Linked DNA regions of Homo sapiens: region 1 is linked to region 2. The links are chromatin loops, found by intact Hi-C in ENCODE. Cell type or tissue: pancreas. All regions are shown on one strand.

What was found. A loop is a pair of places that touch in the nucleus more often than their neighbours do. Peaks named below come from ENCODE experiments on the same cell type or tissue, not always from the same donor. Only the 100,000 strongest peaks of a DNase experiment are listed, where the experiment ranks them.
Region 1: a loop joins it to region 2, with 2.9 times the contacts of the local background. A loop is called at or near these places in 13 of 110 quality-filtered maps.

The regions. Positions count from the first base shown.
Region 1 is chr2:97,736,753-97,744,752 of GRCh38, reverse strand. It overlaps ZAP70 (zeta chain of T cell receptor associated protein kinase 70), which reads right to left. Exons shown (of 14, transcript NM_001079.4): 11 at 7,088-7,280; 12 at 6,856-6,996; 13 at 6,646-6,758; 14 at 4,893-5,378. The coding sequence ends at 5,255. Among named protein-coding and RNA genes, the nearest start is that of ZAP70, 27 kb to the right of the region's middle. RefSeq lists an enhancer at 4,694-5,193. In pancreas, a CTCF peak has its summit at 4,074; DNase peaks (open chromatin) are centred at 4,022, 5,102, 6,962, 7,975 and 1 weaker place.
Region 2 is chr2:98,381,179-98,389,178 of GRCh38, reverse strand. It overlaps CNGA3 (cyclic nucleotide gated channel subunit alpha 3), which reads right to left. Exons shown (of 8, transcript NM_001298.3): 5 at 5,738-5,791. Among named protein-coding and RNA genes, the nearest start is that of CNGA3, 39 kb to the right of the region's middle. RefSeq lists a silencer at 894-1,081 and enhancers at 4,642-5,217, 5,218-5,795, 6,372-6,949. In pancreas, a CTCF peak has its summit at 3,892 (motif pointing right); a DNase peak (open chromatin) is centred at 3,948.

The DNA of each region.
Region 1 (8,000 bases), 640 kb after region 2:
GGGATTATTCTTTACCCCAATGAACAGACTTTGCAGCTGTGTCACCTTCCCTGGATCCTTCCCTGTTATTCTCTGTTCTCTTTTTCAGACCATGGAGAAGCTCTCCTCCCTCTGGCCCATGAAACCTTTCAGGAATTTGATGGATCAGCTATCACATTCCCCTGGCCCCATCCCCAGTTTGCTTTCCTCCATGGAAGGAAGTAATATTTAATAAGCAGCTACTAAGTGCTAAACTAATGCATTGTTTCACTTCACATCACTACTCAGAAAGGTAAACACAGTTATTATCACCATGTGACAAATGAGAAGACTGAAGCTCCCCAAGGTTAAGTAACCTCCCTGAGGTCTCACAGCCAGACTGCAGAGTCCAGGGCCTTGTCATATTATACCGAGCTAATCTGCCAGTTTTGGTTTTTTTCACTTCGTCCACCAGAACAAAATTTTGAGTTTATTTAGCGTGTCTACAGGGTAGAGGCCATTCTCCCAGCTCTCTGAGGAAGAAGGTGTCCAGGGAATGCAGAGCTAGCAATGAGTCAGAGCTGAGGGGAGCACCGGGCCAGGGCCTGCCGAGGAGCGGGGAGTGGATAGGGTTTCGCTGGGTTCAAATTCTCCCTCCTAGCTGTGTGGACTGGGGCAAGTCAGGCCACCTCCCTGAACTTCCGGTGCCTCATCTGTGAAATGTTTACAGATGGTGAAATTGGACTTTCATTCAAGATGGCAGACCAAGTACACATAGAAACCATTCTTCAAACACTTAGCAATGACAGGAAAATACCAGGTATACAAGAGACCACTGCAGAGATGCCCAGAGACAAGGGTTGAAGCCCCCCACCACCTACCCATTAGGAGGCTAGTACCAATGCAGGGCCCCCTAATGTATGAAGCCAAGAGCACAGGCTCTCATATACAGCCCTTACAAGATACACATGCAAGAAATATTCTGAAGAGACAATGGATTCACAACCACTTCATGAAATTTCCACAAACTCCCCAACTGGAAGAATTTACGTCTGAGGAAATAGAGAATAATAGTGCAACCTTAAAAGAATTTTGCAATAAATATATTAAAAACTCAAAGAGATAAAGAAGGGAATAACAGCCATAAACAAGAACAGGAGGCCGGGTGCAGTGGCTCATGCCTGTAATCTCAACACTTTGGGAGGCCGAGGCGGGTGGATCACCTGAGATCAGGAGTTCAAGACCAGCCTGACCAATATGGTGAAACCCTATCTCTACTAAAAATACAAAAATTAGCTGGGCATGGTGGCGGGTGCCTGTAGTCCCAGCTACTCAGGAGGCTGAGGCAGGAGAATCGCTTGAACCCGGAACGTGGAGATTGCAGTGAGCCAAGATCGCGCCATTGCACTCCAGCCTGGGCAACAAGAGCAAAACTTTATCTCAAAGAAAAGAAAGAACAGGAGACTATGAGACAAAAGCAGGCAGATATAAGAAAGAACCAGGAGCTCATATGTGAAAAGTTTCATTGCTAGAATAAAAACTCCACAGAAGCGGAAGTGGAGAGCCAGAGGTGGGAGGGATTTAACAAGGCCACATGGGATTTTAGTGGCAGCCACGGAGCCAGAACCAAGGCCTAACTCAGGAGTTTGGTTCCGAGGAGGATGAATGTATGTGCTTTCTTCTCCCTTTTTTTCTTTCCCATTTCTCTCCCTGAAGTATAAGGTTGGTGCTGAGCTGAACACCACAGCCCCTTCCTAGATGAGAAACAGGGCTTCCATGCCTTGATTGGGCAGGGTGGGACAAAGAGTTTTGCCTCAAGATGGAGAGCTAACAACCTCTGTCCTCTAGAACATGAATTAAACAGAACCTTAATGTCTACAGAGGAGTTTGTTAAATGAAGCCCAGAAAAGCTGCCAATAGAGTTGCCTCTTACATATTGGCCTTGGGATAGTGGGCATGTTGGGTCTGTAAACCAAGTCCTCAGAGCCTTGGTTTCCTCAACTGTAAAATGGGTTCAAGAGTCCCCACCCCAGGCAGATGTTTTGAGAATTAAACAGGAAGTTGTGTGTTCGAGGCACCCAGCACATCAGAATTGCCTCCCACAAATACCTTCCTGGGGCTTCACAGCCCTCTAATTTGAGCTCAGAGATACCTCAGACAAGGACAAAGCTACAGGCACATGGGACCCCAGCCTCCAACAGAGAAGAGAGAAATTTGAAACCCTGAAGGGACAAAAGGTGAATGGAAGCAGAACAGGAAACTGATTCACCATATCCTCACCCATGTGGCCACAGGGCAGCCTACGCCCTTGGCCTTTTGCTCAGAGCAGAGGATGGGGCCTGAGAAGGTGCGAGCTCTGTGCTGGGCATGAGGCCATGAGACGTTCACAGCAAGAGGTGGCATCTGTCAAGCTGGCGCACATCTGAAAACACTGCTCAACTTCGCCACTTACAAGAGAAATGCTAATTTGTCTTAATTTACACAATAAGATATTTTTCCCATCTAAAATTAAAAAATGTTTTTAAAATGGTAAAACCCAATGCTAGGAAGCCGTGGACCTGGTAGATGGAGATGTTAGTTGCTTCCTGGCCAAGGAGTCAGGAAATATGAAACAAAGAGGATGTTACTGACCTCCCATCTTGATCACCGCACCAGGCCTTGCGTTTTCTTCCCATTTCCAAACTCAGCCTTCCAGCCCCGCCAAAACCTCTCTTTGTTTCCAGAAGGACATTCTCTCCCACTACACACTATTCCTGCTCCCTGGGATACTTTCTTTACGGTCCCCAACCAAATGTCACTCACCCTTCAGAACTCAGCTAAGGCGTTCCCTCCTACAGGAAGCCCACCAGATTGGCCCCTCTCAGCTGGCTCAGGAGCTTCTCTGGACCTCCAGGGCCCAGTGGGCTGCCACCATGCCAGTGGTTATCACCCTGAGCCTGTGTGCCTCATGACACACGTCTGGAATAGGCACATGATCAATAGAGGAGGAGTGAGATATTTGGAGAAGAGGTGTGCTCTGTATGGTCTTGGAACGGTAAAGGGAATGGGGGTCAAGGTTGGTGTCAGCAGCTGGAAAACCTTTCTAAGAATTGTAACTCACTTACCAGCCCAGGCTGCGTTGAGAGGTAATGGATGAGCTGCCCATCACAGGAGGTGTGCAAGCAGTGATCAGAAACTGCGTCCCTCAGCCCCTCTCCTCCATACCCAGGGAGCCTGGGCGGGGAGCTTTCCTAGCGGACATCACCCGGGAGGGAACGGGGAGCTTTCCTCGGGGACATCACCTGGGGGGGACGGGGAGCTTTCCTAGCGGACATCACCCGGGAGGGGACGGGGAGCTTTCCTAGGGGACATCACCCCGGGGGACGGGGAGCTTTCCTAGGGGACATCACCGGTGGGGACGGGGAGAGCTTTCCAGGCAGCGGCAGCGGTGAATGCAGAGGCCCAGAGGGGAGTCCGCGTGGGCGCTGGAAACCCTGGAGGAGGGTGAAGGGGCTTGGTCAGAGCCGCCAAGAGAAAAGATCCTGCAAGCACCTTCCAGGGGACTGTTGGGAAAAAGCTGAGTGTTGGGAGGGAAACTGAGATGGGGCTTGCATGACTGAAATAATGGCCTCTGGAACGTGTCTAGACTTGCTGGCTCCTTGCTTCTAGCCTTCCTAGGCTCCTAGATCGATTGTATTCCCATTATCTCAAGTAGCAGAACATGTTCCGTAGAAAAGCTAAACCATCACAGCTGTAAATCATGTGCTTAATGCAACGTGTCCTTTTGACAGCCACATTCTCACCACCTGTTTCTTTGTTGGATTACAAATAAATACCGTGGGCTCCCAGAGCTCAGGGTCTTCGCAGCCTCCATGATGGCGATGACCCCCTGGTGTCCCACTTTTATCTCTCAAACTGTCTTTTTCTCAATCCTTTGACTCTGCCGGACTTTGTCACCCCCACGACCTGGTGTTGGGTCTGATCACCCCAACAGGGGACAGGAATGGGGACCTGGAGGTGAGGGCCTGAGGTCGTGCTGCTAGCGGAAAAGGAGACGTGCAGAGGTGAAGCAGGCAGTGAGGGCGGGATTGACCCCAGCTGGCCTCGGCCTCTGGAAACATCGCCACCTGGAGAGTGCTCTGCGGAACTGCACCCTCTTTCGTTGGTTCCTCAGCGGACATCTCTGGTGGGTCTGTTAGCGTTCCCAATGTACTTGACACCCATTTTTTAATGCCTCCTTCTTATAAAATAAGATTACTTTCATCAATAATGATGACATGAAACATAATGATGACCAAAAGGCAATGAAAGCCACAATTCATTTACTGTCTGATATATTTTACATAATGTAAGTCGTTCAGCGACTCACAAATGAATTTTAATAAAACTGAACTACCTGCAAACCACGATTTAAGAAACCACTAAATTGATGCAATTTGTCTTAATTCGTTCATTAGCTTTTAAAACAATTAATTTAAAAACAATGTTTGCATTTTGGTATTTTTCAGATTCAAATTCAGTAATACGGTTCATACGGGAGCTAATACGTGCATCTACCAATGAAAAGCATTGTATCTCATGATTTGCAAGGCACCCCTGGGGGGGTGAAGACCCCAGCTGGATGGGGGAGGGGGGGTTAGCGTTTGTTAAAATAGCTCCAGGTGATCCTAACGTGCACCTGGCATGGGGCACACTCATCTCCACACAGGGGAGCTGGGCTCAGCCAGGCACGCAGCCCTTGGGCCCACACCCGCCTGGCCTCAGGTTCCCCACTCCACCCCAGCCGCTCACTCACATGAAGGTGTCCCTAGGGTGGAGAGTGGGACCCAGCCCCATCTTCCCAGGGGTCACTTCCAGGCTCAGTCCACACAAGAACAGTCACCTCCATGCACTTTTCATAACCCACCCCTCCCCTGACACCTACCCTCACCCCGGAAAAGATGAGGGCGCTCAGACAAGAGGGAAGCTGGGTTTATTCTGGTGATCTACGCCTGACCACCTGAGGATGCCCAGGCTCCAATGTCAGGGCCCAGGGGAAGGCATCCGTGTAAGCAATGCCCTCAGCTCAGGGCCCTCCGGGAGCCACCAGCCCAGGACAGGCTGCACAGCCGCACCCTCCCGGACCTCCCTGCTCCCCAGCCAGAGAGGACAGGGGGCCAGGCAGGCAATGCAAGGCCGGTGTGGCCTGAGACACCCCCTACCACAGCCCAGCTGTGTGTGGAGACAACCAAGCAGGGCTCAGCCAGACTGCAGGACCTGGGGTGGGGCTGAGGGTGGGGAAGAGCCGGCGTGGAGGGCTCCCCTGGGCAGCGGGAGCTCAGGCACAGGCAGCCTCAGCCTTCTGTGTGCTGCCTGGGGGCCCTTCCACCTTGCTGGCCAGGCTGTAGTAACAGGCTCGCATGCGCTGCTCCACGGTCAGGAAGTCGGGGCGATCCTCCCACCTGTGGGGCGTGGGGTACATCCAGGCTGCTGACCACGCCCCCAGGACCCAGCTTCACCAGTGGGTGGGCATGCACTGTGCTTGGCTGAGGTAGACTTTTGGGGCTCAGAAAGTCAGCAGGGCTGTTGGGGTGGCGGGACATTGGGTGGTGGAGAGGACTCTGGGGTGTGAGAGCGTTGGGCAATGCCACACAGCCTAAGGAGGCAGAGCTGCCCACACACAGGGTGCTGGGATGACCCCTCTACCGAGCGTTGACCAGTGAGGACTCAGGGGACTGAGTGGACTTGGTGTCAGAGTGGCAACTATTGACCACGGGGACCTGGGATATAGAAAGCTGATGCTCTGTGCATGCACCTGGGGCCAGGGTATCAGTGTGCTGGGGCTTAGATGAGAGGGAGTGCAAGGCTGGTGATCAGCAGAAGCCTGGAGCATGGCAGTGGGTCTGGCCAGCGGGGAGCGGCAGTATTAACGGTACTGTGCATGGGGTATCCATGGACTGTGTTGGGGTGCTAGGTGCTAGCCTCTTTGGGTACTGGGGTGTGGTGCCCTGGGTGTTTCCTGATGGAGGTGGAATTAACACATGTCGCAGGAGGGTGGGCCAGCCAGAGAGGGTGTCTATCTGTTGGGCTGCTTGGGTGTTGGGGTGTCAGCATGCTAAGTGCTGGCCGGTGGGGGGTCATGCGTTACAGTGTCCACACATTGCATGGGCAGTCTAGGGCGTCCGCTTGTCTGGGGGTGTGTTGCCTGTTGTCTGATGGGAAGTTGGGATACTGATGGTGTTAGGAGTTGAGATGTCTGAAGGTTGGGCTTCAACCAGGCAGAGGTGGGGGCTGGAATAGATGAGTATTTGGTACCTCAGTGCTCACCTGTCTGGTAGTTGGGTGCTGTGTGCTGGCTGGTGGGGACTGGAGTGTTGGGTACTGGAGAATCATCTCATGCCCTGAGTGTCAGTGTCATAGGTTGAGTAGCAGAGTATGGACCTGTTTGCGTGTTGCAGGGTCCATGTGTTGAGTGATGGCTGAGGTTTTAGATGCTGAGGCACAGGCCCACAGGTGGGATGGCAGGGTGTGGCACACTGGAGCAGGACAGCAAACCCTGGTGTGTTGGAGAGCTGGGTGTGGGGGTAGGGGGCAGCTGCAAAGGCTATGAACTGGGTGAAGGGCTTTGGGTGAGATGACATTGGGTAGAGTTATATTGACATCAACTCATCGGGCACCAGGACTTTCCAGGGGTCAGCCCAGCCGGGTCCCCTCCCCACTGGCACTCACTTGTAGATCCAGCAGTCACTCATGAGTGCGTACAGTTCGGGTGGACACTCTGGTGGGCACTCCATCCGCTTGCCCTGCTCGATGAAGGCCATGACCTCCGGCCCTTTCATCTTCTGCTCAAGCCGGGGCAGAGACACCTGTGAGTGACCAGTGTCCTCCTCCTCATCCCCCTCCCCACCACACCGCCCACCTGCCTCTGCCCGCGCCTGCCTTGTAGGGCTTCTGGCCGTAGGACAAGGCCTCCCACATGGTGACCCCATAGCTCCAGACATCGCTGCGGCTGGAGAACTTGCGGAAGTTGATGCATTCGGGTGCGTACCACTTGAGCGGCCACTTCCCTGCTGAGCGGGCCTGGGGAGGGGGAGATGCTGCTGGATCAGGGGTCAGGGACCCTCTACCCACCCAGCCCATCCAGTCGGGCATCACAGGGGCAGAGGCTTACAGTGTAGTAGCTGTCGTCGGCACCCAGTGCTTTGGAGAGGCCAAAGTCGCTGATCTTGGCGTAGTGCCGGTTAACCAGCAGGACGTTGCGGGCCGCCAGGTCACGGTGCACAAAGTTCTTCTCCTCCAGGTACTTCATCCCCATGGACACCTGGTGCAGCAGCTCGGCCACATTGCTCACAGGGATCTCCTCCCTGGGGTGGCGGGGAAGGCGGGGTCAGCTGGGAGAAGACTAGCCAAGTTCCCAGGGGCAAAGCATGCTTCTCTGACCCAGCTGGGCATGAGCCAGGTGACCATGTGTTCAAAAACGCTTATTGAGCACCTGCTGTGTGCCAGGCGTGGGGCTGGGGACACAGCAGTGAACAAAACAGGCAAAACTCCTGCCTTCATCCAGTCTCAAGGCTTTAGGGATCACCCACACGCTACGACTCCCAAGTCTAGACCTATGCCTGCACCCTCGACGTGCTGAGGTCTCACAGGCATCTCAAAGATAATGTGGCCTGATTGTCCCCATCCCCATGTGCACACACATATGGCTCCTCCACTGTCCTCTCCAGCAGCTCCTCTTTCTCTCACACCCAATCCATCAGCAAACCCTGGCAGTTCTGGTGTCAGAATCTCTCCAGAATCCACCGCACTCCTCATCTCTGCCTCTGCCACCGGGAAGCAGCCGCAGCATCACTCACCTGGACCCCCAGGCAGGAATAGTCAGCTCCGCCCAGGCCCTCGCTCCCTCCTGTCTCCCACTGTCTTGTCCTCTCTGCCCCTGAGTCAGGTCCTCCCCCTCCTCTGCTCACAGCACCCCCTAGCTCCCACCCAACTCAGGGTAAAACTCCAAGTCCTCCTGGCAGCCCGCAAGGCCTGGCACGGTCTGCTCATCCCCTCCCTGCCCGCACCACACGAGGCACGGGACC
Region 2 (8,000 bases):
ACAGTATTCCCTCCAGAACCCTCTCCACCTCCCTCACTGTGTTTGTGCGGACGATGTAAAGGCTCATTTCCAAGGGCTTGCATCACACCTCTCCATCAAAAGCCTGGGAATAACCTGTCACGTGGGCCCGCACGGAATGAAATACATAGCTTAGAGTGCTTAACTTTTATTCTTAGAATTTCCCGCAGATTCAAGTTTACAGGCTGTACTGGAGACTGCCTTTTTGTTGGGTCCATGTGTCCCCTCTGCCATCCCATGCGACCCACGCTGGCCCAGGCCTGCAGAGTGCTCCTGTGCTCCATCGGAGACCCCAGTGACTTCCTGCCTTCACCTGGATGCTGCAAGTGCAAGGTCACTCACTGACCGGGCTTTGGGACGTTCCCTACAGCTCTCATCACCACTGAATTTGGGTGAAAGTTTGTGAACATTGTATCTTCCAGTGCCCCAGAGAAGCCCTCAGCCTACGTGTGGCCGGCCCACTTGTGAGGGCAAACGAAATGCTTCGGGTGGGGGGCACATGAGCAGGCTCACAGGGGCAGCCCCCGGCTGCCCACCGGAGGCTGCAGACAAGCAACTCTCTTTACTTATAAGCCCCCCTTGAGTTCCCGGAGCTTGGAGAGGATTCTTTCTGCAAGATGGGGGCTTCACATGGTCTCAGGAGGCATGGTCTGCAGCCTGCTGGGACCGACTTTTCCTCAGCTCCAAGCACCCTCTCCCCTCCAGGGCCGAAGCTAAGGCCCCCTGATAGCGTTGCTCCAAGATACCCAGCCCTGGAGCCCTGCAGGGAGGGGTCAGGCCTGCTGGGACCATGGCACCCCGTCTTTAGAGGCAGCTTCCTTCAGTACTTCCTCCTCGTGTTTTAGGTAGCTTTTCTCTCTTCTTTTTTCTCTTCGTTCTTTTCTGCCTTGCTGCTGGATGATGCCGGGGCACATTTAGCAGACTTCATATATCAAGGACATTACCAAATGGAAGGGGCAGGCTGCTGCGTCCCGGAGAGAGGGCGTGGCGTGTGGCGTCGTGGAGACGTCCTGAAGAGAGGGCGTGGCAAGGGGTGCTTCCAGCGCATTGGGATGAAATGGGGTTATTGATTTGTTATTATTATTCCTGAAGCGTGAGGTAAACCACCCCATTGAGTATACATTGAGAAATTAGTGGCTCAGTCTAATGTTCTACAATTTCTGATCTATTTTCATGAGCTCCTGGGAAGTCACAAACAGCCAGAGACTGGAGACGTTTTGAGGTAGTACGACATAGACCCAAATCCACACATTGAAGTTGGGAAAGTTACTCGGAGTTTTGGAAATCCCACGCCAGGCTCTCCGTTCTGAATGGAAGGGTGTGGCCTGTCCGCTGTTCTTGAAACCTCTCTCTGGATCAAGTGAAAACCTGGGCCTTAATGAGAAAGCCAGTGAGCAGAAGGGAAGCAACATTCGAAGAGGCGGGTCTGTGACGCATGTAGTGGCAAATACGTGTGGTCGCAGGTTCGCAAATGTGGCCGAGTTCAGACACGCCTTCGGACTTTGCTGGGCTGCGAGACGGTTCAGGCAGCGTCCGCAGGATGGTCCTGTGACTGCAGGTTTTTCTTCAACATAAGACTTCACACTGCTGCCTCTTCTTTATTGGGTGTCTTTTAAGAGCTAGGAACTCTTATAAAGTTATCTAATGAATACATGTAAATTTCTTCAAGGCAGGCAGTAATGCCCCATTGAATAGTTGAAGAAACAAAGGTTGCGGAAGGGACAACCCCTCGAGTCCCCTTCAGGCCCCTCTGATTTCTCTCTTCCACACGCTGAAGGAAGGCATGGTTGAGAGATAAATTCTGCTAATTAAACACTCATTGAAAAAGATCCATTCACAATTACCTAACACTTCCTATGGAAATAATCAAGGCTGTGTGCGATACGTGTGGAAAAATAATCACTGCCATTATTCATGACAATCAAAAAGGGAGAGCCACCGAATCACACGACCATGCAGGCTCATCCTCAACGGTGAATTCTACATGGCCACTTAAAACGCTGTTTCAGAAGAGCTAGTGACGTGGGAAAACGGTTCCTAATATTTTGCTAAGTTAAGAAGCAGACTACAAAAGAGTTTACCGTAATAGCTGGATCAGTTTTCTATTTCTGCCGGAACAAATTACTGCAAACTTATACAACATAAATGTATTATCTTGCAGATCTGTAGGTCAGAAGTCTACTGTGGATCTCACCAGACTAAAATCAAGGTGTTGACAGGGCTGCCATCCCCCAGAGTCTCTAGGCGGGGCTCTGATTCCTGCTCGTTTGGATCTTACGCAGAATCCAGCTTCTTGCGATTGTGGGGCTGAGATCCCTGTTTCCCTGCTGGCTGCACCTTTCGAGGCTGTGGCTTCCTTAGCTCAGGTCCCCTTCCTACATCTTCAAAGCCAGCAGTGATGGGTCGAGTCCCCCTCACACTGTGACTCTCTTCTTCTTCCATTTACTTTCTCTGACCCACTCTTCTGCTTTTAAGGACTCATGTGATTACAGTGGGCCCACCCTGATAATCCAGGATAACCTACCTGTATTAGTCTGTTCTCATGCTGCTAATAAAGGCATACCCGAGGGTGGGTAATTTATAAAGGAAAGAGGTTTAATGGACTCAGTTCCACATGGCTTGGGAGGCCTCGCAATCATGGTGGAAGGCAGATGAGGAGCAAAGTCACATCTTACGTGGCGGCACGCAAAGAGTCTGTGCAGGGGAACTCCCCTTTACAAAACCATCAGATCTCGTGAGACTTATTCACAGCATGGGAAAGACCCACCCCCATGATTCAATTACCTCCCACCAGATCTGTCCCGACACATGGGAATTAGAGGAGCTACAATTCAAGATGAGATTTGGGTGGGGACACAGCCAAGTCAAATCATTACCTATCTCAAGGACCTTGAATGTAATCACATTTACGAAGTTCCCTTTGCCATATGAGGTAACCTGTTTACAGGTTCTAAGGATTAGGATGGTAGACATCTTTTGGGGGAGATTGTTCTGCCTACCACACAAGTCAATATTTATTGAGCACTTACTATGTACCAGGCACTGTTCTGAGCACTTTTCACAGAGTAACACATTCAGTCTTCACTCCCACCATGTAATAAGACCCTATTACAATCCTTATTTTATAAGCCAGGAAACAGATACACAGAGAAGTTAGGTAACCAGCTTATGTGGTTTGAATCTGTGTCCCTGTCATGGTGGTGGATTTCTCATGGTTTGGCACCAATTCCTTGGTGCTTTGCTTGAGACAGTGAGTGAGTTTTCTTGAGATCTGGTTGTTTACGGCACCTACCCCACCTTCCTCCTGCTCCTGCCGTTTGAGACTCCTTGCTCCCCCTTTGCCTTCCACCATGATTGAAAGCTTCCTGAGGCCTCCCCAGAAGCAGAAGCTGCTATGCTTCCTGTATAGCTTGCAGTACCTCAAGCCAATTAAACCACTTTTCTGATAAATTACCGAGTCTCAGGCATTTCTTTCTAGCAATGTGAGAATGGACTAATACACTTGTCCAAGGTCACAAAGCTCTGAGGCAACTGAGTTGGGAAACAGATGCTCTTAACAAGTATATGTATATATAAAATATATTGTATCAATCTAAGTATTCAATATATATGCCTAGGAAGAAGTTGGAAGTATATTTGTCAACATGTTAAGTGGGGCTATCTCTGATAGTGGAATTCCATGGTTAGCATGAAGTGCAGTTTTTGTGTGTGTATGCCCCTGTGTGCTTTTCTTGTTTTCCAAGTTTTCAGCAAGAGTATTTCAATAAAGTGAATTAGAATAAAAGGTTATTAAAATCATTAAATGAAAAGAGCAAGGAAAGTTACCCCTCCTCTGTCCTCCAGGGTGATGTGAACCCTGGTCTCTTTTCAGGCACTGGAGTCTTAACGTCAAGTCACCAGCAGACGGCGCTGCCCTCAAGCTTTTTGGGTGAGCTTTGCCCTGCAGTTTACGCCGGACTCAGCTTGCCTTGTGCAAGATTTGTGGCCCTGGATTACGGGCCTTGGCCTGTCTGGGTACCAAACTGCTGAGAGCCTAGGAAAGACCCAGCACCATCGGCTGCATCCCCAAATCCACCCAGCACTGCCCCAAAAGAACCCTACACAGAACTGCAAAATGCTGCTGGTTTTGGCTGGGAACAGTTTGATGGGGGAGGGAAAAATTATTCAGGACAAATGAGACCATATGAAAATGACAGAAATGGAGTGAAGAGTCGGGGAAGGTGTTCATAAATAATTATTTTGTGTGTGTCCTCATTTTGGGATAGTTCCCAGTTTTGTCCCTTGGTCCTTGGCTTCAAAGTGGACCAGTGAAGTGAGCCCATTTATTGAAAGATTGAAGAGCCGGGTGCAGCCCACGCTATCCACCCACATCCTTGCCCACACCCCAGCCCCAGGACAAAGATGCCTAGAAACCCCCAGGACCTCTGTCCATGGTTTCAGTATCTGGAGCCGTTCCCTGCCTGAAAGACTTGATACTGCAGCTGCAAGGGTGTTTAGTGTCAGGTTTGGCTTTAAGTCAAACACATATCACTATAGCTATTGCTTTGTAGATAAAATCATCTCATTTTTCGTTATGGCTGGCATTTGGGTCTCTGGATTTGATGTCCAAATTTATGCAAACAAAAGACATGCTTCCTTCATGGAGAAAATAGAAAAAAGTTCTAGCTGAGGAACAAAGAGAGAAATAACAAGAAAAACCCTTGGCACATTTCTCTGTCTGTTGGAAGTCAAGAAATCGGCATTTCTCACTGATATAGGTATTTTTTCCCTAATCTCCAACTAAGACTTCCCCTCCTGAATAGTGCCACGCTGTCCCTAATCTGCCACCTTAGTATCTGGTGATGGAAAAAGGAATTATAGCAGGTCACCCTTTGAAGAGGCTATTCTCTGGACATATTTAAATTGCCTTTTTCCACTGCTCTGATTACGCCCCCAAAATTGGCCCAAATTGGCCTTAAAACACGGGAACTTCAGGCGAGGCGCAGTGGCTCATGCCTGTAATCCTAGCACTTTGGAGGCCGAGGCGGGTGGATCACGAGGTCAGGAGGTCGAGACCATCCTGGCTAACACGGTGAAACCCCCCCTCTCTACTAAAAATACAAAAAAACTAGCCGGGTGTGGTGGCGGGCGCCTGTAGTCCCAGCTACTCGGGAAGCTGAAGCAGGAGAATGGCGTGAACCCGGGAGGCGGAGCTTGCAACGAGTCAAGATGGCGCCACTGCACTCCAGCCTGGGTGACAGAGCAAGACTCCATCTCAAAAACAAACAAACAAACAACAATAACAACAGCAGCAAAAACAAGGGCATTTCACTGGCACTCAAGAGCCTGAGGTTGTAGAATAAGAAAATGCCTTTTCATCATTAAGGAGAATCTCCAGTGCTCTGTCAAGGAACTCCGGTTCTGCACCCTCAGATATATCGTGGTATAGAGTGCTAAAGCTTAAAGCATTTATCTGATCCAATTCCTTTGCTTTATGGATGAGAAAAATGAGAGGCGAAGAGATCAGACGACTTCCCCAAGAAGTCACACAGATCTCATCCCTCCCCGACTTCTGTCCACAGGGATGGAATTCCAACGAAGGGAACAGGATTCTAAAATATTCTACTGGTGCTCTGGGAGTGGGGAGCAGGAGCACTAAGGAGAGAGGCCAAGCTGGGGCTTCTATGGGGTGGAGGGCACCGGGCTTGGGGAGGGCTCTGCTGGGTGTGTGGGTACTTACTCCTCCTCCGTGTTGTTGCTGGTGTTAGTGTTGCATTTGGCCAGGGGCCAGGCGCTGCGGGAAGGTAGAGAGAACATCAAGGGTCTGAACTCTGTTTCCATTCCTTGGGGCCATTTCACCAGGGGATTACCATGCCCCACCCCCCAATCCCTATCCCACTGCTTCCAGCCTTTGCACTCACAGCTTGAAGAATACGGGGTGGTATTGTCAAGGCCAAAATGCTTTGTGATTAGTTACCTCGGGTAAAAGCCTTGGGGGAAGAGAGAGTGAACATGGCTAAACTGAGGCTTCTGAAGAAAAGATTCAGCCGTTTGACTCCTTCCAGCTTCCCTGCCTCAAATTCCACTCAATTTCCTTCCATTCCACCCTGGATGGGGCCACGTGCCAGGCACTAAGAGGGGCACAGAAATGGACCCTGCGTGGCCTCTGCCCTCAGTGCTTCCATGCCTCTGTGGTGGAGGAGGTCTTGCACCTTCTGCCCCAGGATGGACGCAGCCTGCAGCAGCAACAGCGACTTGCTCCCTCAGCTGCGAAGGCCTCTTCCAATTAGCAGGGCAAGTAATTGAGCATAGGTGGGATTGTTGCTGTTTTCAGTTTCTCCTCCTCTTGTCCTCTCCTATCTCCCCAAATTTTACGACTCCAGGGCCTGACACCCCTGATCTATGTGAGAATCTGGTTGAAGGTAGGGGCTGGTTTTGCACAAACTGGATATTTATTTAAAGTTGAATTTTGCAGTACTTCATGATGTTCTATAGGAAAAGGTATTATCTCTGACCGCCAGAACACATTTTCAACATGGCTGGGTTAAAAAAGCCATGCGGCCTCGCAGGGCACTGCAGACCCCTCATAGGAGACCACGGGAACTGGAGCCTGAGGCAGGCGACACCCCCACCTGACTCCCGGGGCACCTCTTCCACGATGCTTGATGTCCAGCCAAATAAATGCCATTATGATGACTTCAGCTCATCCTGCCCAAATCTCCCTCTCTCCGTCTAAGATATGGCCATAACCGCTTGTTTCTAGATTGGTTCTGCTCATCTGAAAATCTCCCAGGAACTGGAACCGCCGTGGGATTGTGAAGGAGGGAAGGTTCAGCTCCGTGGGGGATGCAGTGGCTGTGTTCACCATGCCTCTGTGCCCGTAACCCCACAAAGCCAAGCCCACACAGGAGAACTAGGACCTGTCTGTGTATATACTTGGCTTTGCAGTGGAGACTTTGCCTCCAGAAAAATTCAAAATCCTCACCCCCAGGAAGACTTGCTGATTGACCAACACTATCCGCACCATCGCATCCATCTTCCCATGCTGACCCTGCCCGCGAGTGATCCATCAGATGTCTGTGAGGTGGTCGGGGCCTGCCCTGGATATGGTCCTAGCTCAACCCTCCATTTGTCTGGTCCCATCGGGAAATGGACAGAGAGTCTAACATTCATCTCTAAGGATGTAGGAAGGTAATTTGATCAATTTAAATAAGGAAGTCTTTGCTTGCCCAAAAGGAATTAGACCAGTCTGGCTGGCTTGCTGAGAAACTTCTTTTTCCCCCCTCCCTCTTCCTCTTTCCCCACTTTGTCCTCTTTCTTATCTGCCTGCCTCCTTATCTTTCTGTCTCATGGTGTCCCTCGAGGATACTGGATGCCCAGTCCTGGGAACCTGGGACCTCCCTGCACTTGTCTGGGCCAGCGCCCAGGCCTTCCCCAGCCTCCTTCCCCCAGCCCAGGAAACCCAAGCGTTTGCAGTCCAAGCTCGTGTGAAAACTCTGGCCTTCCCATCTCAGTCAGGGATTCTCACACCTTTCCCCGGGTCTCCTAAAGCAGTCACTGGCAAGACATGGCCTTGAACTCTCATATTCCATCTTAAAAATGCCCGTGCCGTTCGCCATCCCCTGCATCATCTATGACATACAAATACCCACTGCCACTCCCCATACAAATATGGAATGAAAATGGACGTTCCCGAAAGAGCCACTGGGTTTCCCCTGAGACTTCATCACCTTCACACACCAGAAACCCTCATATGACCATTTGAGAAGCTCCAAACCTGAACCCATCTTCTCCTCATTGACATACAGATAGCTTTTTCTCTAGCAAATTATATAGGGACTGTCTGTTCTGCAGCCATCATGCTTATTTGATCCCCTTTTCCCACCCCCCAGAAAATAGGTTCTGGGTGAGAAGCCACCTGTTTGGGAGGCCGAGGGGAGGTCAGCTTCCCCTCAACGTCTTGCCTCTCCTCCCTTCCAGACAGACCTAAGTGTCCTAAAGAG